3 separate regions of the Homo sapiens genome follow, and all the other regions are linked to region 2. Evidence: chromatin loops called from intact Hi-C (ENCODE). Cell type or tissue: endothelial cell of umbilical vein. All regions are shown on one strand. Each heading gives the region's core, and the rest is flanking DNA. Links, peaks and the distances in the headings are about the cores only. Region 1 has its middle 240 kb from the start of LINC01950. Region 2 has its middle 740 kb from the start of LINC01950. Region 3 overlaps LINC01950 (long intergenic non-protein coding RNA 1950).

Region 1 (10,252 bases), core at 1,221-9,220, 980 kb after region 2:
GACACACAGCAGTCCGTTGACTATTACCTGTGGCCAATTAACCAGACCACTTCATTTCCAAGCTCATCATTGTGGCAGTCTTGACACTCAGTAACATTAAATGAGACCAACTGCTGCCACATCAGCCACGCATGCCTGTTAACTACACTCTGTAAGATAACAGATGCAATCAGGTTAGCAAAGTCAGTTTTATTATTTCCATTCAACTAGTTAATATAAGGAATATTATTGAAGAATTTTAAGACTAGATGAATCCTACTCAGACAGACTTCATGAGACTACTTTTCCTTTTATAGAAGAACAAAAGCACAAATTCCAACTACCTGTCACTTATTTAAAAAGGAAAAAGAGGAATGATACCACTATTAGCCAAAGATACACACTGCAGCAGGAGATGTGCCCCAGCTTGCAGATGCTTCAACTGTCAGTGCTGTCTACCTCACCCTACCCTCTCCTTGCAGCATCAACTTTAGAATGCAGCCAATACAATGGAAGTTGAGAGAAGTATTCTGAAAGTTGAGTGACATACAGCCACACAATCACTCAATTGAATAACCAGAGTTACAGTTTTTGCAAACCGGAAGGCTGTCACTCAGAGCAACACCTGGCCTTTGCTCATTGGACAGTCCATGCATATAATATAATAGCTCCTTCACTTGTTAGTGAGAAAAGAGAAGGTGGTGAAGGCCGCTATTGCCTGAATTCCAAATAGCAGAAATATTTCAGTGTTGAGTTCTGTGGTTTGCAATACTAGTGGTGTCACAAGTGAAAAGGAAAAGAAAATAATTACAATTACCAAAGAGAAGAAAAACAAATGCATTTCTATTTCTTACCTTTGTTGATGCATTCTCCATTATTTTTTGGTGGAAGGTGGGGTATAAGAACCAAACTGATTTCCCTAACTACACATCCCAGAAGGAAATGTTACCCTGAACATTTAGGATGGCAGAGGCCAAGACCTATGTATGTACTGTATATGCATATACGTACCAAATATTTAAAATTAGTCTTGTAAATGCACTGACATTCATTCACAGCTTGCAGTCATACCCATTGACTAAAGCTCCCCCAAGATTCCAGTAAATGGTACAGTAAAGTACCAAAAACACCAAGTCTAAATCATAAAGAATAAATAAATCATTCATTTATTCAACAAGTGTTTAATCACATCAGTCACAGGCAGTTTTTACGATTTACCAAACTAGACACTATTCTAGCACAGGGAGGATAGCAGTGGCCATAACAGCAAAATTGCTGTTCTAATGGAGCTTAAATACTCAAGTTGTGGATGCAGACAATAGACAGAATAAATAATAAAATATAGAGTGTATTAATAAGTGACAATTACTCTGCAGAAAAATAATTCCTTCAAATTAGTCCAGTTTAACTCAATGTAGGAAGATAATATAAGGGGCTACAATTGTAAAAAGGATGCTCAAATACTTTAAAGTGAAACGGTGAATGCTATGAATATTTAAAAGCAAAGTAATCAAGGAAGAGAGAAAAGCCAGTGCAAATGACCTGAGAAAGGAGTGTGCCTGATATACTCAAGGAAAAGCCAGGAAGGCAGCGAAATGGAGAAAGAGTGAACAATGAGAGAAGTCAAAAAAGTATGGGGGCCAGGCGCGGTGGCTCACCTGAGGTCAGGAGTTCCAGACCAGCCTGGCCAACATGGCGAAACCCCGTCTCTACTAAAAACACAAAAATTAGCCGGGCATGGTGGCACGTGCCTGTAGTCCCAGCTACATGGGAGGCTGAGGCAGGAGAATCCGTTGAACCCAGGAAGTGGAGGTTGCAGTGAGCCGAGATCACGCCACTGCGTTCCAGCCTGAGCAACAAAGCAAGACTCCATCTCAAAAAAAAAAAAAAAAAAAAAAAAAAAAGTATGGGGGAAAGTGGCCAAGATTGTGCAGAATTTTGTAGGCAATTAAAACAAACAAACAAACAAACAAAAAAACTGGCTTTGGTCTGAGTGAGATGGGGGCCACTGGATGTGAACGGAGGTGTGACAGGATCTAAGTTATGCTTTAAGTGGATCACCCTGAGTGCTGTGTTGGGAATAGACTGAAGGGGGCAAAAGTGGGGGCAGTAACACCACTTAGGGGGCAGCTGGAAGAACGAAGATGAGAGATGACAGTAGCTTGGACCAGGATGGTAGCAGAGCGAGCAGGGAGAAATGATAAGATTCTGGGAATCCTTTGAAGATGAAGCGAACAGGATTTTCCAGTGGAAAGGATGTGGCATATGAGGGAAAAGAAGAACCAAGAATGATTTCAGGTTTTCCAGCGGTTTTTTTGTTACTTGCTGTGGTTTTTCTTTTTGCTTTTTGAGCAACTGAAGATAGGGAAATCTGTGAGTAGAGAAAGTTTTAGAAGAAAAAAGCAACTGTTCAGTTTTTAGCATAATTTGTTTAATACGTCTATTAGGCATCTAAGTGAGAGTGTTAATAGGCAATTGAACATATGAATCTACAATTGGGTTCTGGTTTGGAGATATATATTTGGGAGTGGTCAATGTAAATGTGAGGTTGATATCCCAAGGGAGTGAGTACAGATAAAATAAAGAAGATGAGAGTTCCAAGCTCTAGGCCTTGGGATACTTCAATAGTAAGAGAATGAAAAGAGGAACAGACATTAGAAATAAAGACAAACAGAAGTGGCCAGTATTTTAGGAGCAACATTAGAATCCAGGAGAAAAACTTATTTCAAAAAAGAAGAGTTATCTATAAGCCCAAGACAGTTAATAGCTATCAATAGAAGGCTACTATAGTCAAATTACTTGGTATCCAGTCTATCTTGATGTATTATGCAATTCAGAGTGAAGCTGATACTAGCAACCAGAAAATAGAAGTGCTAATAATAATAACAATAACAATATGTCACATTATATTCTTATTATGTTGTCACGCATTTTGACAAGTATTTTACAGTCATCTCATTTAAAACTCTCAAAAACCCTAGTAAATAAAGATTTTCCCTTTTTTATAGAAGATATTCTGAGGCTCAGGATTCTTGTGATTTCCCTGAGTTAGCACAACTCTTAAGATGAGAAACTGTCCAAAACAGCTCAACACCACAGTCTGTGCTTATAACCACTACACCATAGTGAAGATACCTCACCATGCCGCAGTCTTCGTTATTCTGAATTTCCACCGTTTAAAGAGCTTTAGTAACTTTGAAGAAAGATCTTATGTAAAAGTCAAGAAGAAATAACAAATGCACAGCTAATGATAAAATGTATTCAGAATTATAACTATTATAACCAAATATAACTGTTCACCCTCATGAACCATTTTTGACACAGTGTTGAATTCAAAGATATAAAAGTTCAACTCCAGAAATCTTAAAGAACAATATAGATCTTTACTTATAATTTCTTAAAAATAAAGTATGGGGGTGTCAGGGATAGGGGATACACAGCATTTAACAAAAAAAAATACTTTCTAAATATTTTATATGATGTATTTCTCTCACCCCCAAATTTACAACTGCCTTTCTCATAATTATCATATCTGGTACTCTGTCCCCTAAACCCCTGGTGAATAAAATCATCTGCCTCATTTTTGAAGCAGAATAGCATAGGTAAAATTAAAACTCAGGTGCCAAGCTTTGTTACCCAGTCCTACCGTGGGAATCCAACTGCTTGGGGCGTCAGTTTTCTCACTTATAAAATGCAATAATGATAATATCTCACCCTGAGATTATTGTATGGATTGAACAAATCATTCTGTTTAGGCATTTAGTACAATGCCTGACACATGGCAGGTGCAAAATAAGTGTTAGCTATACCGTATGGTGACAGCACCTTGGTAATATTCCACAAAGAATAGCATCATCTCTGTACGTGCTTCCCATGCCCTGCTCCTACTCATACTATGGTGCCTCACACTCAGTTTTCTTCCCATCCTTACTGAGCTGAGGATGATTCATCTCAGTCACTATGACTCTTGAAGCTCCCCTTGGAAAGTCCAGGAGCAAAACTCATCATATTTCTGACATGATACCAGTCTCTGTCTCTGATGATATTAGGGAAAAGTGGTATTCACTTAATTCTTTCCCTCAAGGGGCTGACAACCCCTAGAAATCCCTTGCTAAAACAACTAAAACAAATGTGGGATTGTCTCTTGCCCCCCAAAATTCCTGAGCAGCCTAGTGTCCTAAGGTCTGCAAAACATGGAGAAATCGAGGAGGAGGCCAGAGAATCAAAGCAACTTTGCTTATGATCAGCACGCCACTTTTGAAAAAAATAATAGAGTAAAATCTCCAACTTGATTATAACCAGCTTCTTCAGGGTTTGCAACCTGGAGACCTTATTTTTTTGAGGGGTCAGATTTCATGAAACTGAAGCATACTCAAATCACTCGAGCCGCCGAAATCATACCATCACCTCAGGTTTTAGTTGTTTGTGTGCCTGAAGGTTTGCTAGAGTTTCCTCTTTTTCCTCTTCCAAAAATCATGATGGTTACTTGGTTTGGAAATAAAATCCAGAACGTTGCCTATAAATAGTAAATCGGCCTCAAGTTCTGATTGACCATGCTTCAATCTACTGCCCCCTAGTGGATGGACCACCGTTGCAGCTGCACCTCTCCTTAATTCATAGTTGCCAATTCAAAACTATAAGCTATTCTCCATGGCAGTTCCTGATGAGTTAGAATCCATGAATGACCTGAACGCCTGTAGACCCCCACTTCGTTGGTGGCACTTCCCTGCCCTGAGGCTATTTATCTTTGTTCCATTTCAGTGGCATTTCTAACTGCTTTTCGAGACCTTTATTCCAGTCCCTGGCATAAAATTTCCTACTAATTTCTCCAGTTTCTAGGCAAGCTGGCCTCTACCCTTGGACTCAAAGTCTGCTTAACTCCAGTCCCACAGTTACAGCCAAGTCCCCAGAGATTTGTTCTCGTCCAGTGAAGTAAGGCAAAACCACTGAACAAGCCTAAACATGGCTGTCACTGACCTCTTCTCCCTTTCCAAGAACAATTCCAATTTCCTCAGTAAATGGGTATCCGTGGAGTCTGTTAAAAATCAATTTTCAGCCCATTTGTTCACAAGGAAATTTTTAAGGCTTCCTCTGTTGACCCTCAACCATTAAACTCAAACAAACCAATATGATGCTACAGGATACAAACTGATAGGATAAGATCTACCCAACCAGAGAAATGTTCCCCAGCAAGACAGATGCAGCTACTATTTTCCCTATAATAAGAAATTATTACCATCACAAGGACTACCTTAGCTCTATCTCACCTGAGAGCCTTGTCTTTAAAAGCAAACCTTAACCAGTCATAGTCTGGTCAAGAACCAATGACATAAGGGGTGATCTGACTTACACACAATACAATTAAATAGTTTTTTCTGCCTCCCTCCCTTGTCTCATCTTCAGTTGTCCCCCAGCAACTCATTGCTCTATCCTCATGACCTTAACTCCTTCTGACTTATTGTTTCCTTATTGATGTCTCATGACCTTCTTACTATAATAGGTGATATCATCCAGAGGCTTGATATCATAGGAGATAAAAGATTGAGTTCATTCAGTCAGCTCTTCTTCTTGGTTAATCAACCATCTAACTGTTGACTCTAAGTTCTGCCTTGGACATTGTGTGTGAACATTGATACTGGTCAGTTCCTCCTGTTTTTGATTCAGTTTCTAGAATTATATGGCTTACCCGTAAATCTCTGCCAAACTTCTACATCTATCCTTCCCTACTGCCCTACTGTAGATATATCCTATGGACACATATGTACATAATACAAGGAACACTCCTCTATGTTTATATTTTACAAAATTTCATAATGCCCTGTTTCTTCAGTTGAAATAAACATGCAGTATAAACTTCATAATACTAATTTTCATATAATTCCAAAACATAGATGATCATACTGAAGGTACACTTTTAGTTTAGGTCTAGGGTAATAATTTGAATCCAAAAATCCCACATGTGCCTCCCCATACTTATTCCAAATATAGCTGACTGTCACCTGGACCAGTCTTTATACAGCATTGCATTCAATTAAACAGCAATCTGACCACAGAAGGCCTGAAGTATTATGTAGGTCTTGATTGTGAATTGCTTTTAATGGATAATATGGAGAATTTACACAAAGCTTCACAGAAATCTTTCTAAAAATTATTTCTGGCCATTTCTTATTCAAGCCAGTTCTCTCTCACACAGATGCTGCCTCTTACTTCTCCATGCTCACTTCCTGCCTTGCTTCTCTCTCTCTCCCTTTCCATCTGGTATGGCTTACACACCCAGGGCTACTGACAGGTGAATGTGCACACCATCTGCAGCCCCCAAAGGAGCAGAGTTTGTCTTCTGCTCAGAATGCTTCTCTCACAACAGCCAGCGCTCAAAGGAATTCTGTTGAACACAAATACAAATTCTCTACCTTGTTAAACTTTCCATTTCTAAAGTGTACAATCATTCACCTACCACACAACCACAACAATTTCATGTTCTGCAAATAGAATTTATTTTCAATGACTTCCTCTGGACATCTCTTTCTGATTTTAAGCCAAAAAATCAATTTAAGATGGTCCTAAATGGGGAAAAATCATAACAAGTAGTTGGTAACAGGCATATTTATATCATTGGAAATATGAATGAATGCAAAAGCTATTTTAGATGCATAGACAATATTGGAGGATGATAATTATAACTTGCCTAGGGTATACAGTGTGTATGTATTTTACCAATGCAGATATTCTCTTGCTTTATTGGTATCCACATTACTATTTGTTCACTTACATCTACAGATTTGGGAAAACCTATAACTGGTGCTGCATTCCTGAGTTTCTAGAAGACTACATGGCCCTGAGGGCCAATTTTCAGAGACCAATACATCTTGTTGGACTAGGTCTGAGAGACAAGAGTCTGAGAAGAATACTAAGGACTTTGATGGATTATCACTAAAACTGAACTTTGCTGAAAAGTTATAAATCATCAGCTTTCTTCAGGCTTAGATGGGACTGATACTAGAAAGATCATTAAAGTCACCAAGCTGTCCTCAGGCCTAAAAAGTACATTGAAAAGACTATAGTCTACCAAAAATGTAAACGAGTGTAATACACATTCCAGGCATTTGAAGTTCAGGCACTAATCATCTCAAATAAATGATAAACAAATGACGAGTTACATGTAAATCTACAGTGTTGTCAAAACATTGCCCTTGTAATCCCAGATAAATGATGAAGTTTATAAAAGGAGATTTCTGAGGGTCATGGAAGATTGTTTAAACATACATGAAGAGTGGTTTAAGTGCTAATCCATTGCCATTTATGTAAACTGCATTTCTATCCTTGGTCTTTGCTGCATAAAATTGCCTCATCATTTTATAAATCCATAGACCTAGTTGAAACTAGTCCCTGCTGGAAACAAATTTTTCACATTAAGCTTGAAAGTTTTAAACTCTCCTCTACATACACATAGTGACACAGTTTTGAAAACCTCCATTCAAGATGTGACAAAGTTTAAAGCACTTCAGAACTTTCATGGAGTATCACTTTCTATCCAATCCTAAAAGATCTAACAATGCAGAAATGCTTCCACATCAAGATGTTTCAAAAGGTACTTTATAAACGAATCTGGATTCTACCGAAAGCTGTTACACATCTGCTTTGCTTTACCAATGAAGAACACAAACATGTTGATGGTTTCAGTCCAAACCCTTTTTGCAAGCAAGAAGGAAATGCAGAATGTTCAGCTAATTGCTAAGAGGAAATCCATATGTGTTATTTGCTTTCCATGAAAGGACAGGTCCTCTTGCTATTTAATTGATGAAATGTTGTACACAAAACTGACAGTGATTAATACCATTCTAAGATGCCATTTTAAGAGCTGTAAGTGTAATGCTTTGGAATATGTTCTTTGACATTTACATTGCTATTTGCTAGGTAAAAAATCTAGTTCTTGCCTTAAGCATTTATATTGGGGGAGAAATGTTAAGTAATTTCAAATGGCAATATCTTCCTGGAGAGCCAATCATTAGAAAGCCAGGAACCAATTACTTGTGCCCCAGATTTCCTTGTTCAAAACAAACAAACGGTATCCTACAAATTCATCTAGAAATATTTATTAAGCACTCAGGATATTTTGTGTGGTTTCCCTTTGATGTGCCTCTTCCTACAAAGAGACTGGATGGACATAGAATGCCCCAAATTCGAGGAGCACATAATAAAATGAATGAATTTTTCAACAGATCTTCCATCCATGGTACTCTTCCCACAAACTCACGGAGAACTCAGCTGGGAAGTCTGTCCTCCAGTGAGCTCCAAGACAATACATAATGGCTCTCACATTTCCTTCTTTGATGCAGTCTCAAAAGGCGGTAGGGTTCAAGCCTGCGTTTTCTTTTGTAATTTCCAACATAGGGAAGGATATGAAGAGCTTGTTTTCTTCTTCAAAGAATTCACAGTTCATTATACTTAAGCTTTCCACAGCCCTGTGACCGCTCAGACTCTCCCCGAACCCTAGTGCATTACTGCCACTGGAATCACTTATGTCTAACAGGAATAACAAAGTTTCTCTTTTGCATCTACCATAGTCATTACTCCTGACACCACAAGTATTCAAACACCAGAATTTTACAAAAACAAACCACACAAAATAAATCCAACAGGCTCTATTGCCTGAGTTCTATTGCCTGAGTTCCTTGATGAGGGGACACTCTCGCTTTCTGACTGACATTCCTGTGCCTCACATCGAGTTGAAGGCTGGCAACACAAACGCAAACATCCTAAGGCATCAAGCAGGTAACTATAGTAGGCAAAGGAAGCAAGATGACAAGGGCACAATGTTAAAGGTTCCTAACGCTGCTATTTGCTAAGAAAGCAAAATTGCAAATACAATGAGTGGCAATTGACACTGGCCTCAGTGCCTTGGAGCCTGTGGTGAATTTGCCCTATCTAAAAGGACCAGTAGTTAGTAAGCCCCATGCACGTGTTTGCACACAAGAATATAAGTCCTGAATTGCCAGGCCTTACAAATTCTCTAAGAGCTGGAAATCAAGATTTTCATGTGATTCTCCCAACATTTAAGTTTTTAAGTGATAGCAATTAAGCCATCTGAAAGAAAAAGCTAGCCACATGGTGAGATATATGTGTTCAGGATGAACAAAACCCACTTTGTGGACCAGATCAGGGCCAAAGGCTGAGAGTTTGCACCTCTAGTCTTGGCAATGCTCAAAAAAGGTGTGTTTTATTTTTCTGATTTTAATTCAAGCCCAAGCTGAGAAGTTTCAGAAAGCTAAATCTGGAGTTCTGCTCTTCAAGTCTTCTCTGACATCTCTTGTCAGAGCAAGGCCCCATACAAGTCTAAAGGAAGCAAATTCTCTTGTCAGCCATCATTTATCTTGAACACTGGAGGATGGAGTCCATGACATCCAATGTAAATACCAGTAACCAAGTGCAGATTAATGCAACTGCCATCCACTCATCTCTTCAATTATCCAGAGGTTCTTCAACACAGAGAACAAATCATAAGGAAAAATGAAAGACAGTTGAGTTGCAATTATAATAAAAATTTTAAAGTGGTATTGAAGGCTCAGTAAGTACTTTGCAAGGTAGAGGAACAGAAGGATTAATTTAGGGGCAATGAAAAGCAGTGATATGTTGGCAATTTAGGCGGTTGAACAAGTGCATAGCATGTATGGAATTCCAGTGTTTTTATGGGCCACCAACCAACTGAAACTTCCTCCTCCTCTTGATGGTGAGGCTCTGTTTATGAACCACAGCATGTTTGTGTTTCCTACTCAAGCCTGCTTTACTGCCCTGGAGTCCCTGATGCCAACACATACGCACGCATTCTGAGTTCAGGGACTGAGCAATCCACCTTTCAAAAGCCAACAGAAGTATTCTATGCCAGTCTCCGTTCGACTTTGAAGATGCTGACCAGGGGAAAAAATAAAATCCTCCATTCAAATCTTATCCTTGCTAATAGGAGGGCCATGGGCTGCCAGCTATCTTGTGCCAGCCCCTTTATGGTTTGTCTCTGACAGATCAGTATCAAACCAAATAGCTATAGGCCAACCAAGTTAAAAAAAAAAAAAAAAAAAAAAAAAAAAAAAAAAAAACAGAAACCAAAAGACTCACGCCTGCTGGTGAAAACTTAAGCAGGCATGTGGGTAACATGAGTGGGACAAGCTGGCAGCCCACAGTCTTTTTGAAGTGAAGAGCAAACAAGTTGAGGATTTTTATAATGCAGGCTTTGTCCGGTAATTCAGCCAGAAGCTTTACCAATACAGCTGCTTCCAAA
Region 2 (10,252 bases), core at 1,072-9,071:
TGATTTTGTTTCTGCCATTCATGGAATCTAAGTAATGCTTTTGGAAGTTCATTCTGTCCAAGGTGAAACATTTAACACCATAATAAATACTGATATAAATTTAGTTAAAAGTTAAACATAAAAATCATAATAAATGCTGATATACATTTAGTTAAAAGCTAAACATATGAATTGTTTCTGCTGTACACATGACTTTAACTAAATCTAAACAAGCCATAATATTCTACCAATCAAAATAAAATTTGAAAATAGTGTTTATATATGTATACCTTATACATATATATAGTGTATAAACATATAAATATAGAGAAAATAGTTTATATATATTTGTTAGTAACCATGTGGTAAAAGAGGTATAAAGTATACGGTTTATATCTAGTTAGAGTAACTGAACTACAAATTTTTGTGACAAAATTGAAGCTGAATAAATATTTCAGTATGACAGCATACACTTCCTTTACTTTCTGTCAGAAATCTAATTTTATAAATGTTTGAGCTTTCGAAGAATGAAGCTGAAATAGATGAAAAGAGAATAAACCTAGGTTGTTGAGAATGGGAAATCAGAGATCTCATTGAGAAGACATTTTGAAAGATTTCTTGGGGACTGGAAGTACACATTGATACATCAAAAACAAGGAACTTATTTTCTGGAAGTCAAAAAGGAAAATACTGGAGCAGAGATGGAATAAGTCTTCCCAAAAAAGACCGCATAAATTGTCAGGCATATATACAAAGATTAGGACCAGCTGGTAATAAAGGAAGAATGTTAACTGGAAGCACTATCTGTGGAAAAGCTACCTCAGCTATCACATTTTCTGCCTTCTGATACATGCAGAGCACTTGGCAACCCAGAATCTATACCCAGATATTAAACTGAGAGCTCTTCTCTAATAGAATTAGCTAATATTCCTGAGCAGACCTGAGTTGTTTAATGTGGCACATTGGGTCCTCTTTTGTATTCGTGTACCCCATATTCAAGAAATACCCATCACGGAGAGACATCTACAAAGAAAGTGCTGCTTCCATATATATTGTAAACAGAGGTAAAGAAAACTGCATTGACTATTATAATAATTAAACTAGGCTTTCATTCTTAACTATGGCTGGAAAAAAAAGAAAGATTTGCCAAATATTTGAGAAAAAAATTAAGCAAAAAGGAGAACAAGGTAAAGAAAACAACTGATCTTGGAGAAATCTATTTTATGGATAAAAGAAATTAAAAAGCTTTGAAAGTAGTATCTTGAACAAGACAAATTAAAAATATTACACTGAAATCAGAAAAGAAGTTTTTAAGAATTAAAAATATAATTTCCCAAATTATACACATACACATACACACACCAATAACACAGACATATAAGGTTCAAAGAAGTTTCCCGAAATACAGAACAAATAAACTAAAAGTCAACTGACATAAAGGAAAGATAAAAGCATAAAGTAGGATGTCTGCTATCAGACTAGAGTACTATAAAGAGACCAGAAAAAAGGGAAGAAGGAAATAATAAAATTAAAATCAAAAGAATTTGTCTCAGAGCTAAAGAAAAGCTAGAGTTTTCAAATTAGAGGATCCAACATGGTACATTCATAATAAGAAATACTTAGCAACAGAAAAGGACAGACTACCAATACAGACACAACATAGATGGATTTCAAATGCATTATGTCAGGCAAAAGAAGATGACATATTGCATGATTCCATTTATGTGTCATTCTGGAACAAGTAAATATATAAGGAGAGAGACACATCAGTGGTCACTAGGCGCTGAGGGAGAGAGAAGGGCATGAATAAAAGAGGGTATGAAAGAAAAGCCAAAACAAATTTCAAGCGATGTCATGGACTCTCCTGCAAACCAGTGTGATTTTGTGGCGATACCCGATCTCGTCTCATAAGTCAGTAATAACCAATAGTTGTCTGTGCTGGAAACTTAGTACCAATCATTAGGGGTCACTCAGTGATTCATTTGTGGCCAAAATGCAACTATGAGCTTGCCAAATAGAATTAAAATGCTGCAGGGTTATTTGTCAAGTGTTGTTTGACATGCAGTGACTGTGTTTTCTGTACAGAAACCATAAACATCAGGTATATTTCAACCAAATAAACTGAGGCCTGAGCCTATCTAACACACATTTATGGTAAAGCATGTAAAAGTAAGACAACCTTTGAACATATGTCATTTGTTCCCCAGGACTTCTTCAAATTATGTATCTATGAAAGTACGATTATAAAAGGTAAATGCCACAAATGTTTCCTGAGCATCATCTCAGTGAAGAAATGCACAACATGATAGGGTTTTAGATTTCTGGTTTTCTGGTCTATTGTGATGTTTGTCAGCTAAAAAGTTTCTTAACAGTTGGGTGCAAATGCTTAGGAAGCCAATGGCTCTATTACAAAACATTGGTACAAAAGAAAGTTGTTTGTCTTTCAAAGAAAATTCAATATTCAGGTTTTTTGCACATTTTAGCTAGCTCATGAGCAAATTGTAGGTAGGTGTTTGACTCATACCAATGAGTGACTAATAATGTAAAAAACAGTATTAAAAATTGAGGGAACTAAGTAACATAGTTAAAAGTAGCTGTAAGCCAGTAGGAAGGAATATCAAAGCCAAAGGAAAGGATACCTAGAACAGAATAATGAAGATTAAAGCATGACAACCACAGGTTTAATCGTCATTATTCTGTTCTTTATTCTGTTCTGTGGTGGAAGCTCCCAGCATCTCAGGCAGTCATCTACTTAGTGCAAAGTACTTAGGTGGAGTTAGCACCTTCCAAAGACTGCTTAAGTGAAGGAATGTGTGTGTATGTGTGTGTGTGTGTGTGTGTGTGTGTGTGTGTGTGTGTATGTTTGTATAGGGGGCTTAAGAACTCTCAGCTTGTGGTATCTGATAAGGAAAGTTTTGGGGGACAGTGATTTGAGTAAGGTATATTTTTCTTAATTATAATTGAGAGGCATGAACCTAAACATGAAACCTTTGGATTTTCAGTGATGTACTGGTTGTTAACAGTACCACATAAGGTCCTATCCATGAGGGTTCAAAACAATCTTTTTCTGGTGTTATGTCCAGAAAATTAAGTCTCTAGGTTTTAGATCAAGCAAAGGTTATTTAAAAGGATATTGAGAAAAGGCTGCTCATAATTAATGATTGATTAAACACTGTATTGTGTAAGTCCTTTGAAATATTTAATAATGTCAGTTTGTAATAAGGCAGAATCTAGAATTGGAGAGGATATTCAAAACACATCAGATATTCAGTTATCAGTTTAAAGGAAAAGCTACTAAAGACACCTGAAAGAGTTAACCTTTGCCATTAAAAACTATTATGTAAACTAGGGTATATCCATATAATGATAAACTCTGGCAATAGAAAGAAATAAACTATAGATACATACTGTAACATAGATGAATCTCAACATAATTATGCTGAGTGATAAAATCCAAACAAAAACATGGTACATAATATATAATCTCATTTTTATAAAATTATGAAAAACACAAACTAATCTATAGTGACAGATAGCAGACCAGTGGTTTCCTGGAGACAGAGGTAGAATATTAAGAGGTCGGAAGATGTTACCATGGGGAATAAGAAACTTCTGTAAATGATGAACTTGTTTATTTTGAGTTTGTGATGGTTTCATGAATATATACATATATGCAGACATTTCAAATTACATTCTTTAAATATGTGCTATGTATTGTACATTAATTATAGCATAATAAAGTTTTTAATAAAAAATTAAGATGACATCATCATCATTATCATATAATTTCGTTAAATGCAGGCATACTTTAGAGTTTGGTTCCAGAACTCCACAGTAAGCCAAGATCATAAAAAAGCAAGCCACATTTTTTTGTTTTGTTTTTTTTCAAGTCTGTATAGAAGTTTTGTTTGCACTGTAGTGTAGTTTATTAAGTGTGCAAATAGTATTATGCCTACGAAACAATGTATATATATGCCTTAATTTTAAAATACTTTGTTGCTAAAAAATCATAACAATCTTCTGAGCCTTCAGGTATTGAAATCTTTTTGCTGGTAGAGAGTCTTGCCTTGTTGTTGATGGCTGCTAACTGATTAAGATGATGGTCACTGAAGACAGGGGCAGCTGTGGCAATTTCTAAAAATAAGACAACAATGACATTTGCCCCATCAATGGACTATTTCTATCATGAACGATTTCTCTGTAGTTCAGTGCCGTTTGATAGCCTTTTACCCAGAGCAGAATTTCTTTCAAAATTGGAGTCAATCCTCTGCAACCCTGCCATTGCTTTATCAATGAAGTTTGTGTATGAATTAGTCAAGGTTCCCTAGAGGGACAGAATTAATAGGATATATATATATATATGATATCTCTCTCTATATATCTATATCTATATATATATCACATATATATCTATCTATATATCACATATATATCTATATATCACATATATATCTATCTATATATCACATATATATATGAGTTTATTAAGTATTAACTTACACAATCACAAGGTCCCACAATAGGCTGTCTGCAAGCTGAGGATCAAGGAGAGCCAGTCCGAGTCTCCACACTGAAGAACTTGGAGTCTGATGTTTGAGGGCAGGAAGCATCCAGCATGGGAGAAAGATGTAGGCTGGGAGGCTAGGCCAGTCTCACCTCTTCATGTTTTTCTGCCTGCTTCATATTCACTGGGAGCTGATTAGATTGTGCCCACCAGATTAAGGGTGGGGTCTGCCTTCCCCAGCCCACTGACTCAAATGTTAATCTCCTTTGGCAACACCCTCGTAGACACATCCAGGAACAATACTTTGCATACTTCAATCCAATCAAGTTGGCACTCACCATTAACCATCACAATGTAATACTCTAAATCCTTAGTTGTCATTTCAACAATGTTCATAGCATTCTCACCAAGAGTAGATTCCATCTCAAGAAACTACTTTCTTTGCTCATCCATAAGAAGCAACTTCTTATCCATTTAAGTTTTGCCGTGAGATGACAGCAGTTCAGTCACATCTTCACATCTTCAGCCTCAATTTCTAATTCTAGTGCTCTTGCTATTTCCACTACATCTGCAGTTACTCCCTCCACTGGAGTATTAAACCCCGCAAAATTATCTACGATGGTGGGAATCAACTTCTTCCACACTCCTGTTAATGTTGATAGGTTGACCTCCTCACATAATTTGGAATGTTTTTAATGGCATCTAGAATGGTGAATCCTTTCCAGAAGCTTTTCCATTTGCTTTCTCAGACCCACCAGAGGCATCACTTTCAATGGCAGTAATAGCCTTAAGAAATGTATTTTTTAAATAAGACTTGAAAATTAAAATTCTTCTTGATCCAGGGGCTGAAGAATAGATGTGTTAGCAGTCATGAAAACAACATTTTTTTCGTATATTTCCATCAGAGCTCTTGAGTGACCAAATATATTGTCAATGAAATGTGATATTTTGAAAGAAATATTTTTTTCTGAGTATAGTTCTCAAGCGTGGGCTTAAAATATTCAGTAAACCATGCTATAAACAGATGTGCTGTCATCCAGGCTTTGCTGTTCCATATAGCACACAGAACAGATATAGCATATATAGATATGATAGATGAGCATCAGATTCAACTTGAGGTCACCAGCTGCGTTAGCTCCTAACAAGTCAGCCTGTCCTTTGAAGCTTTGAAGCCAGGCAATGACTTCCTTTAGTTTTGGAAAGTCTTAGATGGCATCTTCTTCCACTAGAGGGCAGTTTCATCTGCACTGAACATCTATTTATGCTCATCCTCAATTATCTTAGCTATTAATAGATCTTCTGGATAACTTACTACAGCTTGGATGTCAGCACTTGCTGCTTCACCTTACACTTTTATGTTCCAGAGATGGTGTCTTTCCTTAAACCTCAGGAACCAACTTCTGCTAGCTTCAAACTTTTCTTCTGTGGCTTCCTGACTCTCTTAGCCTTCATAGAATTGAAGAGAGTTAGGAACTTGTGCTGGGTTAGGCTGTGGCGTCAGGGAGTGTGATGGCTGGTTTAATCTTTCATGCAGGCCATTAAAACTTTCTCCATATAAGTAACAAAGCTATTTTGCATTTTGATCATTTGTGTGTTCACTGGACTAACAATTTCCTTCAGGAACTTTTTCTTTGCAGTTACAACTTGGCTATTTCTTAGAAGAGACCTAGCTTTTGTTCTATCTCAGCTTTCAACATACTTTCCCTACTAAACTCAATCATTTCTAGCTTTTGATTTAAATTGAGAAACATGCAACTCTTCCTTTCACTTGAATACTTACAGGTCATGGTAGGATTATTAACTGGCCTGATTTCAATATTGTTGTGTCTCAAGAAATAAGGATGACCATGGAGAACGAGAGAGAGACGGAGATATGGCTGGCTTGTGGAGCAGTCAGAACACACACATATTTATCTAGTATGAGTGCTATTGGTGGCACCCCAAAACAATTACAATAGTGACATCAAAGATCCCTGATCACAGATCACCATAACAGATACAATACTAATGGAAACATGTGAGATATTTTGGAATTATCAAAATGTGATATAGAGACAAGCAGTCAGCACATACTGTTGGAAAAATATTACTGATACACTTGCTTGATGTAGAGTTGCCACAAATCTTTGATTTGTAAAAACCACACTATCTATGAAGGGCAATAAAGCAAGCTGCCATAAAAGAAGGTTTTTCTGGCTTTCAATTATACAATGGTTTTAGAAAACATAATTTATGTAGAAAGTTTGAATTATGAAAACTGTACATTTAATTTTATTTAAAGGAGAATATGATATCTACGAAAACCACAGGGAAGCCATAGAGTTATCTTTAAAACAAAATTACAAACTCATTTCAATTAATGCAAAGTTACACATTTTTATCAAAAATATTACATAAACTTTAAAAAATACAATTTACAAACCTTGCCTTCATAAACAAAATTTAAATCACGTTTGAAAGCTGCCCTTTTATCTTGAATCAAGGCCTTTTCTTCTTATCTTATAACTGCAGTTACAAAGCCATTATTTAAACTTACTTGTTCACATTTCTTAAAGCAAAATAATCACAGTTAATTAACTTTTTCTTCATTTTCTTTAGACATTTTTAGCTGTTTATCTGAACTAGATATTCCTAGAGTGTGCATATAACAACAAAAAAATTGCTTTTTCCTGATCAATTTACCTTTAAAATCTTCTAAGTGAGAGGCAAAAACAGAGAGAAATGGAAAGAAATGGTGAAAAACAGTTTGTCTTTAGACAAATGTGAAATAAATCAAAGTTGCCTGGGTTTTTTAGGTGTAGTTGAAAGAGGAAAAAGCCAAGGGTCTTTGGGGACATAGCCTGGCCTTGGGAGTGGGGACGAAGAAGAGGGAGAAGCTGAAAAGTGGGGCAGAGTAAGAGTTGGATGAAGGCGAGGAGACTGGAGTAGGATTGAGAAGCATCCCCCAGAGAAGCAGTCTCAAGCTTTTCGCATTTTTCACTTAGCTTTTGTATTTGTCTCCTATCGCATCCATAAGAAATTACCACACACTGTGCAGCTTAAAACAACAGAAATTTCTCAAAGTTCTGGAGGCTAGAATTCTGAAGTGAAGGTATCTGCAGAGCCACGTTGCACCTCTGGGAGGTATAGGGATTTTTTTTTCCTTTTTTCTCTGACTCCCAGTGGTTGCTGACAGTCCTTGGCATTGCTTGGCTTTGCCATCCCGTTACTCCAATTTTTGTCTTTGTCTCCATGGGGTCATTTTTTCTCTGTGTTTCTCCTCTCTGTCTCTGTATTTAAATCTCACTCTCCTTCCATTAAGATCACATCAGTCATTGGATTGAGGGCACAGCATACCCTCACCTTAACTTCCCTATTTCCAAAAAAAGAACACATTTACAGGCATCCATTGGCAAGACTTAAATATATCTTTTTGGGGGACACAACGCAACCCACCACACCTTTGCTGGAAGTCTTTCAGAGAACCAGTGTTAGGGTCTTTAGAATTACATTAGAATTGTCTTTAGAAGCTTTATCCTAACAGTTAAAGAAAGCAAACACATTTTTTAATTGTAATTTTTCTTTCTTTCTATACCAAGGCTCCTATTAAATGAACAATCTTGTACATATGAAAAATTCCCACAATAGGGAATTCCCACAAAAGGGCCACAATGATTCCAATTTGTCTTTGGTTAGATTGTGACAATTAGAAAGATAAACAAATAAATTAGCATAGTTTTATATATAAGTAATAAAGGTGAGTTTCCCACCCAGTGAGTTGGGGCAGGCCCCATGAGTGAGAGTAAGATAACCCCATGAGAAATATACAATTAATAAAAAATGAAGCTTGTATAACTTTCCATCTACAGAATCTAGTTTAGAAAAAAAAAAAAAAAAAAGGGGACAGCACTAGAAAGCTCTGACAAAACGCTGAGCTAAACAAAGAGGTTTCACACAGTGGAGAGTCCTAACATGGTTTCATAAAGGTGACCTGAAACAAACTTTTCCATATGGCGCCTGACTAAAGACACTCTCTCAACTCCTCAGCCCCCAGGGTCTGTTCAATGTAGGCTTATCAGCCCCTCCCTATATATGCCTCTTCAGAGGCAATGCATAACACATAAACAGAAAGACAAATGCAGACAATCACAAACATCAGAGCGTGTGAAGCCAAGATTCACGAGGACACCCAAGTATGATCAGAACATCATATTCTAAGAAATAAATAGTAAATCTGACATTAAATGACTCACTGAGACCATCAGAGCCCAAATTCAGTGTGAAACTTGATCATATCAGAGGACCAGGCTACCTCAATCTTGGAGACACATGTACACTGTTACCTAGTCATGGATCCTGGTATACAGCTTTAAAAGTCTCAGCCAAATCTTGGTGGAATATTCACTATAAAAGCTTAATCAGCTAAAGACTATCAAAAATCAGCCAACAGTCAAACATGGTAACTCTCAAGTAAGAACTGTGGAATGCACCTAAAAGAGAGAAAAAGGGAACCAGGGCATGCTACTCAACTCATGAGAAAAAGAAAACAACTTTTGCAAAGTTGAGTTTCTGCTGAAAGATTATGGGGAAAAAAAAAAAAACTGTCAGAGATGGAGGGTCATTTCTGAATTGATACTACCTAAAGCAGGATTAGAAGTGGAGATTGGCCAGGCGCAGTGGCTGATGCCTGTAATCCCAGCACTTTGGGAGGCCAAGGTGGGTGGATCATCTGAGGTCAGGAGTTCGAGACCAGCCTGACCAACATGGAGAAACCTCGTCTCTACTGAAAATACAAAATTAGCTGGGCATGGTGGCCATGCCTATAATCCCAGCTATTCAGGAGGCTGAGGAAGGAGAATTGCTTGAATGAGGGAGGCAGAGGTTGTGGTAAGCCGAGATCATGCCATTGCACTTCAGTCTGGGCAACAAGAGTGAAACTCTATCTCAAAAAAAAAACAAAACAAAACAATGGAGATTAACTAAGAAGTGGTTGCTGTAATGAGGTGAGGGCAGTTTAACCATTGCATATCCATAGGCATAAATTAAAATAGCCAAGAGAGTATGGGTATTATTGGTAAGAATGCATTGGTAAGAATGTAGCATCTGGGCATAGTACCTCACGCCTGTAATCCCAACACTTTGGGAGGCCAAGGTGGGAAGGTGACTTGGACCCAGGAGTTCAGAACCAGCCTAGGCACATAGCAAAACCCTATCTCTACAAAAACTATAAAAAATTAGCCAGGAGGTATAGTGCACACCTATAGTCTATCTACTCAGGAGGCTGGAGCAGGAGGATCACTTGAGCTCAGGCTCAAGCCCACAAAGCTACAGTGCACTATGATGGCATCACTGTACTCCAAACTGTATGACAGAGCAAGACCCTGTCTCTAAAAAAATAATTAATTAATTAATAATAAAATGAAAATAGCAAGGAGTAGTCACTCAATGAGTGGTTGCCAAAGCATTTTACAACTGGTGCATTAACTAAGGAGAAACAGTGTTTCTTCTTACTTTTGCAGTTGATTTTATCTCTGTCTCTCGATCCTCATTAAGGGAAGGGTTGCCTTTTCTTTTTTCAGTTTGAGCCAATTTTTCTTCCTTCAAGCCTGGATTGAATTTTGCTCTTTCAAATCATAATATTGTTACAGGACCAAGAGGCTTACATGCCCACTGTGCAGTAACAGGCCAATTGCACTGACACAACAGGGCTTGCAGCAGAGAAATAGTTTAATGATCATAAGCTTCCCAGCAAAGAGGTGGGGGGAGACCCTCAAATCCATTTCCCCAACG
Region 3 (10,252 bases), core at 1,003-9,002, 610 kb after region 2:
CTTGTAAAAAAAAATTAAGACACACAATTAAAAAATATATAGCTGATCTATTTTCTGACTTCAATTTGGGGAATAACTTTCTAAACGTAAAAGAAAATGGGAATAATACAAAAAGAAAAGTAGATTTTGTTCCATAATAATATAAACGTCTTGATGTCAAAATTACCATGTACAAAAATAAACTGCAAATAATAAAGTAATGTTTGGAACAAATATGACAGTTATAAGGCCTTTTGAAGTAAAAAATATTTATCATTTCAGAATATACTATGTGCCAGGTTCTCTACTAAATACTTTAGTAGGTTTAAAATAAACAGATATATAGACTTTCTTTTTCTTTTCTTTTCCCCCTAGAGACAGGGTCTTCCTCTGTTGCCCAGGCTGGAGTGCAGTGTCACAATCAGCTCACTGTAAGCTTGAACTCTGGTCTTCTAGGAATCCTCCCTCCTTGGGCTCTCAAAGTGCTGGGATTATAGGGGCAAGCTACCGTGCCTGATCTAAAGTAGACATATTTAAATTCAATATGTTATTTAATTATATTCTATTAACAGGCTTCTTCTGATGTACAATTTCAACATCTTGATTTTAAAAATTATTTTTTAGTGGAAGCAGAAAGCTTAAAATTGGAGTTTCCTACTTTTGAATCTAAGTCTGTGAAGCTCTGAAACTTGTTTTCATCACGCTATCTAGATTACTAGTTAATTATTAAGAAATATAGAAAACCATAGCATTTGATTCAATAATCCCACTTCTTGAAATGAACCATCACTTGTAAAAAATAATTAGAAAATACCGTATATCAATACCAAATAATAGAATGCTGGCTTAATAATTTGTGAAATGGCTGTATAATAGAAAATTTAACATGGAAAGATAGATGTAATACAATCATAATTTTTAAAAGCTTGATCCAAAGTGTACTTCTCTATGATATAATTTAATTGACTTTTATGTCCTATTTATAATGCACCTTTTATTATGCCTGGCATTTTATATATATATATATATATATATATATAATATGTTGACATTGGACTATGGTTGATTTTGCTTGATAGTGTTTGCTATTTTTCAAATTTTATTCAATGATTATATTTTACTTTAATACTTGAGGAAATATGTAATACACATAAAAGTGAGATATGTTAAAACATGCATTTAAACACTCAGAGGATGTAAATTAGGCTGACTAAACTTCTAAAATCCAGCAGATGTTAATACCCAAATGGTATTTCCAGTAATTTAGCTGTAGAAGCCTACTTTTGAAGTTGAATATGAAGTAAAATAACAAAATAATCAATAATTTAACTCACGTTCACCAAACTCCCCAAGGAATTTCAGAAATTATGTGGGTCAGAGTATAACTTGAACTCTTAAAGAAAGCCAAACTAAAAAATAACAGGAACCCAGTAACTCCATCATTATTCTCCCTCTTAAAGGTAGCAAATGATGTGTCAAAATAAAGCAGTGTATCTCTAATTTCGTTTTACAGAAATAAGCCTTGATTAAATTCAAATCTTTGTAGCCTAAGCTGCAAGTTAACCATCTTAGATCACTATTTTTGCACAATTTTCAAAAAATGGAAGATAGTCTTCTATCCAATATAGAAGACTTCTATCCAAGAAGACCAAGACAGTCTTCTCGAGACATTTTCCCAAGTATTCAGGACACAGCTAACATAGATTCCTGATTCCACCCCCACCCAGAAACTAAACCCCTGTCTCTGGGTTGCCCCTGTCTTGGCAACAACACTTCCAAGAAAGCCTGTTTCTCTATTTACCTAAAATGTAGAGGGATCTGTTTTAAATGTACTCAATGACTTCACATTCAACTGTGAATAAAAAGAAAGCAAAGCTAAGCAAAATAGGGAAGTTTTGTCCTCCGGTGACTGGAGCTCTCCAGGGAGCTCTAGGTTTTCTTCAGGGGCAAAGAAAGTACAAAAAGAAAAAAATTGTTCAAAACTGAGCTGTGTCCATGGCAGGTAGGAGGAAAGAAACAGGTCAGAAGCAGCAGATGGTTTCTGTTTTCTTTTGGCACTTTGTTCTACTTCTAAACATTTTAAATAGAGCCAAATATCTGATTCTTATCTTGTTCTTTAAAATATATACTTTTAAAGCTATATTTAAGCGTTAATTTTTTATTGATCTGTGATAGCCTCCTACAACATTGACCGTATCACATTTGTATTTCCTGGTTGCTTTTATTTATATTTGTCTCTCTCTAAATTTGCATGTGTATGAATCTATCCACCTGTCTTCTACTTATCTTTCATAGTTGTAACTTTTTGTTTATCAGTGTGTATTACTGTGTTCTACTTTGTCTTTTTGACTCAGTAGTTGAGAGAGATTTTTTGTTTGCTTGTTTTTAATATTGTGTCATTTGTAGGCATGATGTCAGGTTCTAACTGAGGTTCGAGAAGAGTTGGTGGGTGATTATGGGGTTGCTGGAAAAACACTCGAGGAATCGTAGACAGTTTCGATATGGCTTTTACTCTCTCTCTCTGGGCATAAGCGAGCCTGGGAGCAGGCAAGCGGTGGGTGTGAGCAAGCTGTATGTACAGCGTTAGCAGGATAATTATACCTTTTACAGACAATAGTGGCTCTGAGCCAAGCACGAGCTCACGTGGGTGATCACCTAATGCCCCTCACATGGCGTGATTACATAATGTACCTCACGTGGCGTGGTTATGTAACTTGCGGAGTTGTGCACCTGTGCTCCAAACCCACTGAGTCATGCTGTGCCAGAAGGCCAGCTCGGCCTACTCCTGACTAACACACAGCCATTTCCTTTTCACTCCACCCCCTAGGCCAAGGGAATCCTCTGGGCAGGAACACGTGCCCACAGGGCAGAGCCCTGAATTCATAACCCACAACAACAATACAGAGAGCAACAGCTCACTACTAGGATCCCAGCTATGCTACTTATGATTATTAGGGCCCAGTGTAGGCCAGAGCCTAGAGATGCCCACCATCTCTGCAGGTGGTTGTCAGTAAGGCTCTAGACTGCCTTAATCTCCCATAGGAGCCCTCGCAGGGCTGTTGTGTTCTGCTGATTGTCAGGGATAAAGGTACAACATTGTGTTCCTAAAAGGGCACAGGTACTTCCTTGTGCAGCAGTTACTATGTCTAAGGCCATTTCGTTTTGCAGTACCTCCTTTCTCATCTGATCAACCTCACCCATTAATAGGTGGAGGGCCACTCAGGTATAATTCAGAGCCTAAGCGGTGTGCTCTACAAGAGAAGTAACCTGTGCTCCTACAGTTATGACACCAGCTCCAGGGATAGTCACTGCCAAGGGGTAGAAACACCATAGGGCTCCTTGCATTCACAGAAACCAAGAGTGTGGCATCTCTCAGTTATGTAGGTGTCTGGGCAATGTGGGAAGAACAGTGACAAGTACATAAGGCCACCCCCAAGTACAATGTCCAGTCCAGTCCGCTGGTAGGTAAGGCTACCCTGTGTCCCCACAGACCCATAAACCCCCAGAGGGCACCAAATCCATCGAGGCCCAACCTCGGTGGGGCTGCTTGTTCCACCATACCTTCAGTGTGATGACACGTGTTTTGTTTACACAGGCCGTGGTAGGTACCTATCCCACAGGGGTGTTACCGTAGTGCTCCTCTATGCACCACAGTGCCTGGGCCGGGGGTACTACCTGTTCCCCCACTAGCCATCCCCACCCATCATAGATGCTACAAGCCAGTCAGGGGGCAGGTGCACCATGGGTCTTGCAGAATCCTTTGTCCAAAGCTTGCCACATTGTATTCCAGGAGTTGGCCATGGGTTAACATAAGATCATTAACAAGACCATGAAGTATGATGGGGCTATGCATATGGCCCTGCAGCAACACTGTGAAAGTCCATTTGTGCCCTCCCATGAAGGCAAACTGTTCCTGGCTCTCCAGAAAATAATGCATTAGCCAAGTCCACCACACACTGGTACTGGCCCAGTTCTGTCAAGCGGTCCATCAAGTCCATGATAAACGGCACAGCTGCCAAGCCGTCCAAAATATCCACCCCCAGGATGTATTCAGGTATGGGAGAGACATGCACAGTGCATAAGTGGGGAGCCAAACGGCCAATGCCTAGGTGCGAGATACAGGTTTCACTTTCACTGACTGGCCTTCAGAGCTGTCTATGCAACCTTGCCCAGAAACTTATCCGGGTTCCCGTAAACAAGGCTGCAATCTTTGCCAATATCCACCTGCACCAGCACCCGCCGCTGTACATTGGTGGGGGACCAGTGGATTGCTAATTCCACATGTGGCCTTTGGTTGTCTGGTGTTCTCTCAAGCCAGGCACCTCGACCAGTTCCCTAATCAAACAGAAAAAACATTTCCATCTGGCTACAAGTAGTCTTTGAGCTGAAGCACCTGGGCGGGACTAGCTCGCGCAGCAATGTCTTTCTCCCCACTGGGCATTTTCTGGAATTGCTGCTCCAGAGACAACTGTCTCCACAAAGTCAGAGTACTTCATTGGGCTGCTGATCAATTTTCTCTCAGTCAGCCCCAGCCAAAATCAAATCTATCTACATCTGTGAGCATGTCACTCACTGGGGCTCCGTTTTCTCCTCTGGGGGGAGTCTCCTGTGGGTGGGGCAGCTTCTCCTTCTTTAGGGCGCGGTCCCAGTGATGGTCTGCTGCTTCCCCGAGAGCCGCCATAGCAGTGGTCACTTCATGTATGCAGCACCCTACGTACAGGGCGAGGACAGCAGCTAGGGAGCTGAAAGCACTTGGGGACGCAGAACCCAACAGGAGATCCGTCATGTGGAAGGTGAAACGTTCATCATCTGGCCCCCAGATATTCAGGTCAAACATAGCCTGCCGCATGCCCATCTCCCGAATGACTTGCACCAAATCTGTATACGACTGCCATCTACTGACAGTTTCTGGTATTTCACCAGCGTCATTCCACACAGTCCACGTGGCTGTCCAGGCGGACAGAGGTTCCCCTGGATGCTGGCGGCACTGTTTGCCTAATTCCTACAACTCAGTTGGGGTATGGGCAATATATAAAGTGTGTTGCGTTATGGTGGGGGAGTCCCTGAGCCTGCCCTTGGGGCCCAACGGCTGTTCATGATCTACTTTCTGATGGACCACTGGGCCAGCCCACAACGGGGGTTCATCCTCCTCAGTCTCAGACTGAGTGGGGGGTCTCAGGCCAAGATGGCGGACCCAGGCCTGCATTCACTGCAGCCTCTAATTCCTTTTCCAAGTTCTGTAGCCAGGTCTCCAGGCGTCCCGCCTGTGCCTGAAGGTCCCTTACCTGGGCTGCATCCCTCAGGGACTGAGTGTATACCTCTCATAGTGCATTCAAAAACACCCATCCAACTCTGCCGACAAAGGCTCGCTCCTTCTCAGTGCTCTGTGCTTCCAGCTGCACCAGCGCCTTCATGCTTGCCGGGGACCCATTTACCACCACCCAGGTTTCCACCATAGCCCATCCAAGCAGCACAGCTTGAGATCCTGTTCATGTTGCCAACTGTCAGGTTCTAACTGAGGTCTGAGGGGAGTTGGTGGGCCAGTGGTGGGTAGCTGGAAAAACACTTGAGGAATCGTAGACAGTTTCAACATGGCTTTTACTCTCTGGGCACAAATGAGCCTGGATGCAGGCAAGCCATGGGCACAAGCATGCTGTATGTACAGCATTAGCAGCATAATTATACCTTTTACCGACAGTAGTGGCTCTGGGCCAAGCACAAGCTCATGTTGGTGATTACCTAATGCTCCTCACGTGGTGTGGTTAGGTAATGTGCCTCACATGGCGTGGTTACATAACGTGGGGAGTTGTGGTGCCTGCGCTCCAAACCCGCTGAGTTATGCTGCTGGAAGGCCACCTCAGCCTACTCCTGACTAAAGCACAGACATTTCCCTTACACATGACCATTGCATTTTTAAAATATAAAGGTCCCTTCTAACAATTTTTTTTTTTAGGACAACTATGGACATTCTGAAGCTTTGTCAAATTAGCATGTAGATTTTCTTTTTTCTTTTTTTTTTTTTTTTTTTTTTTGAGACAGAATCTTGCTCTGTGGCCCAAGCTGGAGTGCAGCAGCACGATCTCTGCTCACTGCAACCTCTGCCTCCTGAGTTCAAGCAATTATCGTGCCTCAGTCAGCTGAGTGGCTGGGATTACAGGCACGTGCCGCCATGCCTGGCTAATTTTTGTATTTTTAGTAGAGATGTGGTTTCACCATGTTGGCCAGCCTGCTCTTGAACTCCTGGCCTCAAGCAATCCTCCTGCCTTGGCCTCCCAAAGTGCTGGGATTACAGACATGAGCCTCCACACCAAGGCCCTTCTAACAATAAAAAACATTATAAGTATTATAATTTCTGGCTGTATTATTCAATTTTATGTAAGGTTATCTTCTCTCTAATTATATGTATTTTATATCAGACACTGAGCTTTAATTCCTTTAAAATATATTTATTTGGTTCTCAAGAGAATCTGTACAGTTTGAAGTACTTAACAATACCAAGTGGCTTGTTTCATATTGGATGTTATAAAATTAACAAAAAGACTTATTCAAAAATATTGATCATATCTCCCTAATGAGAGCAATGTACGTTTTTATCATAAAGGCTTACATACACGAATTACGATTACTATACCATGAGTCCTAAAATACATTTCTATGTTCTCTTGGCTAACAAAGCTTTGTTTGCATCAGTTTTTTTTAATCAATCCAGTTCTCTGTTTAGCATTCTAAAATATTGTTGCCTTACACCAAGATTTTTGTTTCTTATTTCAGGTTGTTAATTTCTATGACCCTAAAGTTCTCTGTTTTGACATATTAATTTGGTCAAAACCAGGGTGTTAAGCATGGAGTTTTACCAAATGGTCCCTTTACTATGCTTGATAAAAACCTTAGCTTCTTGTATTACTTGAATATAAGTGACTATACACAACTGCAAATTTCTAACTTTCAAATCGGGCTGTTCAACATCTTGTGTCTGATTCTTTGCTTTTCCTCTGCCAAGTTCAGCATTCCATAAGCTATGATGAAAGAAGACTAATTTGAAAGTTTTCTCTTTAGGGAAAATGTATTTCCTTCTCAAAGTCAGAGCTTGAAATGGATACTACCATTGGACGTTATCATAAATGGATACTCCATTAGATTATAATGTAACATTTTCTGTATATAATTCAAGCTTTCTCATATGGCTACGACATTTTTTAGAATGCACCTTTAATTTACCCATATATATGCAATAATGTGTGAGTTAAAGATACAACAGAATGTGTGTGTGTGTGTACATATGTGTCTGTGTGGGTGTGACCTATATTTAAATGTTTATATAACCAGTTAATCAAATACTTACTGATTAATCTTTAGTATTCAACATGATAATAACAAATACTTTAATACTTTTTTTTGTATCTTGACATTAAGATTACTAGATATTATTTAATAAGGTAATACACACAACTCTACTCAAGTAGAAAACATTTTTCCAATATATGAAATGCAACACATAGTTCTCAAAACTATCCAGGATACCTGCAGAGGTTCTCTGTTTCCTTTATGTGTCCATTACAGGTCTGAAATAAACTACATATTTTCAACCTTTTTTCATGACAAGTTGAAAGATATATTTATTAGAAAAAGCCTAAATGCTGCTTCCAATTTTTTAAATCTAAATTTTGTATCCATAAGACCTCTTTTACCTAAGCAAAATTTGTTTTGATACAGAAACCTGAATCAGTCGTTCATGTGTCTGTCATAACATATGTAGTTGGGATTTCATGTTGCTTTTTTATTTTTAGGTTAACAAGTAAAAAGCCAACTAACCTTTTTCTTCCAATTCAAGCCTTCAAAAATGTTATAAACATTTTTAAAACAGATATATGTGATTATAGATAATATATCTTGACTCAAATAAACCCTCTTATCAGGAGCTAGCCAAAGCATATTTCTAGTGAGTGGCTTTCTTGTGTCATTTTGTCAGTGATTATCAGCAAAGATTTAAGTAATAACTAGCAAATATCCTACCTGCATTTGGATGTGAGGTAGAAGGCCACTGCGGACTTTTCGTCATCTCTTTTAGTGACAATCTTCCCTATTAAAGTTATTTAGCCAAGGAAAATATCTGACAAACTTGTTTACTACTTAAATATGCTAACCAGTAATAATAAGGTATGTGAAACATCTGTGCTAAATGTGAGTTTCACAAAGATAGGTTTTCAGCTTTAGAAAAGTGTAGATATGTCCTCATTTCAAATGCACACATGCAAATTATTATTCTTGTCTGAAACTGGCATACCCTAGGATTCCTATTTGATTGCTTTAGGAGACTTGTTTGGGCCTACACATATATTGATTTAGAGAAAATGTAAACCACATTAATCTGGGTACCAGGAGATTAGAATTCTTGACTCAGACCTGTTATTGACTTATTTTTTAGGCATTTATTAATCCTTATCATGGCTCAGTTTTCCTATCTGGAAGTAGGGTTAGGAAATACATATATAATATTATATAACATTTATTTATATATAATATATATAAATATATTATTTATTATATATAAATTATATATTTTAATATACAAATAAAAATTTTATAACGTATATATAAAATTCACAGATATATTGCATGGAAAGTAAGAGAATAAAGATGCTGTATTAATATAAGCTATTAGGTGTAGCAACACAGAAATATTAAAACTTTAATGCTTAGTTTCAATTTTTATAAATGTTTATTTATTTCTTAAACTTGTATTTCTAAGCCACGAATGCCTTGGGAAATGTAGCAAATCATTTACAAATTTCTGAGAAACAAATATGTAATTTTCATCTACCTATGATGGACTCTCTCAATTACTATTTTGTAAGAAAAGACAAACTAACTTATAATTCCTCCCAAAGGTATTCTTGGTTAGGCAGCAGATGAGCTATATGTAGGAATATGGTGCAATCGAAATCTAATTATATTCATGTTCTTATTTGCATAGTTTTTTCCTGTTCAATGTCACCCAGGAACTACTAAGCATAAAAGAATCAGTATAACTTCTGGCAACTGTGTTTTACAATCTCCCCTTTGCTCTCAACCAGCATAATTTTAATCAAAGGTTGGCAATCTATGGCCCACAGGCCAGATTTTACTCACCACACTGTCTGTTTTTATAAATTAAGAGTTATTGTAACACAGCTGAGCCCATTCATTTATGTATTGTGTATGGTTTCTCTTGCAATGTAACAGGGAGTCCAGTGCTTGTAAAAGATACTGTATGCACTGCAAATCTCAAAATATTTACTATGTGGCCCTGTCCAAATAAAATGTGTTGGTGCTTAGTCTAAATCATCATTTTCTTATTTTATAAAGCTATGGAGAGGCAGCATATTGTAATTGGAAGAAATACAGATTTAGTGTCAGAAACTCTTCTTCATACCCCAAACCTCAATTTCTTTATATATAAAAAGACGACAAGTTAGCCTTGTTCTTTCCATAAACATGGAAGAACTTTAGAGTCTGGAAAGTTGTCTGTTGCATCTCTTGGACATAGGTAGCTAGATATTTAGGCCCCAATAAGCTCTTCCCCCGCCCATGAGTTACATAACTATGAGGTGGATCATGATGCTGTTTCTTTACCACAGACTGTTATATAGGAACCTGAAATAGGTTGTATGGAAAAGAAAATGATAAGGCAATAAAGCTCTATTTCATGAGCTATACCATCTGTAGAGTAGGCAAAACTGTTAAAACATGAGTCATATAGTGTCACTCCTCTTTGCTGAAAACTCTGCACAGCTCCTCCTTTTACTTCAAAGTCTTGCAAGCCTGCAAGGTATTGCATAACCTGACCCACCCTTACCTGCATTCTCTCATCTCACACTACTCTCCCCGTCATTATTCCAGTGCACTCATACTCGCCTCTGTGCAGTGTCTGAATCACTCAGTGTGCTGGAACATGAGGCTTTCACATCTTGCCTGGCTGCCCCCCTACCTTTCTTCAGGACTTTGATCAAATTATCACCTTTCATCAATGCTTTTTTTTTTTTTTTAGATGGAATCTTGCTCTTTGACCCAGGCTGGAGTGCAGTGGCATGATCTCAGCTTACTGCAGCCTATGCCTCCCAGGTTCCAGTGATTCTCCTGCCTCAGCCTCCCAAGTAGCTGGGATTACAGGCGCATGCCACCACACCGAGCTAATTTTTGTATTTTTAGTAGAGACAGGGTTTCACCATGCTGACCAGGCTGGTCTCGAACTCCTGACCTCAGGTAGTCCGCCCACATTGGCCTCCCAAAGTGC

The links. Hi-C counts contacts between places; a loop is a spot of excess contacts. Peaks named below come from ENCODE experiments on the same cell type or tissue, not always from the same donor. Only the 100,000 strongest peaks of a DNase experiment are listed, where the experiment ranks them.
Region 1: a loop joins it to region 2, with 12 times the contacts of the local background. A loop is called at or near these places in 3 of 110 quality-filtered maps.
Region 3: it touches region 2 in a loop (7-fold over the local background); 12 of 110 quality-filtered maps call a loop at or near these places.

The regions. Positions count from the first base shown.
Region 1 is chr5:107,243,710-107,253,961 of GRCh38, forward strand. No RefSeq gene overlaps it. Among named protein-coding and RNA genes, the nearest start is that of LINC01950, 240 kb to the left of the region's middle. In endothelial cell of umbilical vein, for the core only: a CTCF peak has its summit at 4,565 (motif pointing left); a DNase peak (open chromatin) is centred at 4,552.
Region 2 is chr5:106,263,720-106,273,971 of GRCh38, forward strand. No RefSeq gene overlaps it. Among named protein-coding and RNA genes, the nearest start is that of LINC01950, 740 kb to the right of the region's middle. In endothelial cell of umbilical vein, for the core only: a CTCF peak has its summit at 5,734 (motif pointing right); no DNase peak of the experiment used is centred there.
Region 3 is chr5:106,871,103-106,881,354 of GRCh38, forward strand. The region is part of intron 2 of LINC01950 (long intergenic non-protein coding RNA 1950); the gene reads right to left. Among named protein-coding and RNA genes, the nearest start is that of LINC01950, 130 kb to the right of the region's middle. In endothelial cell of umbilical vein, for the core only: a CTCF peak has its summit at 4,890 (motif pointing left); no DNase peak of the experiment used is centred there.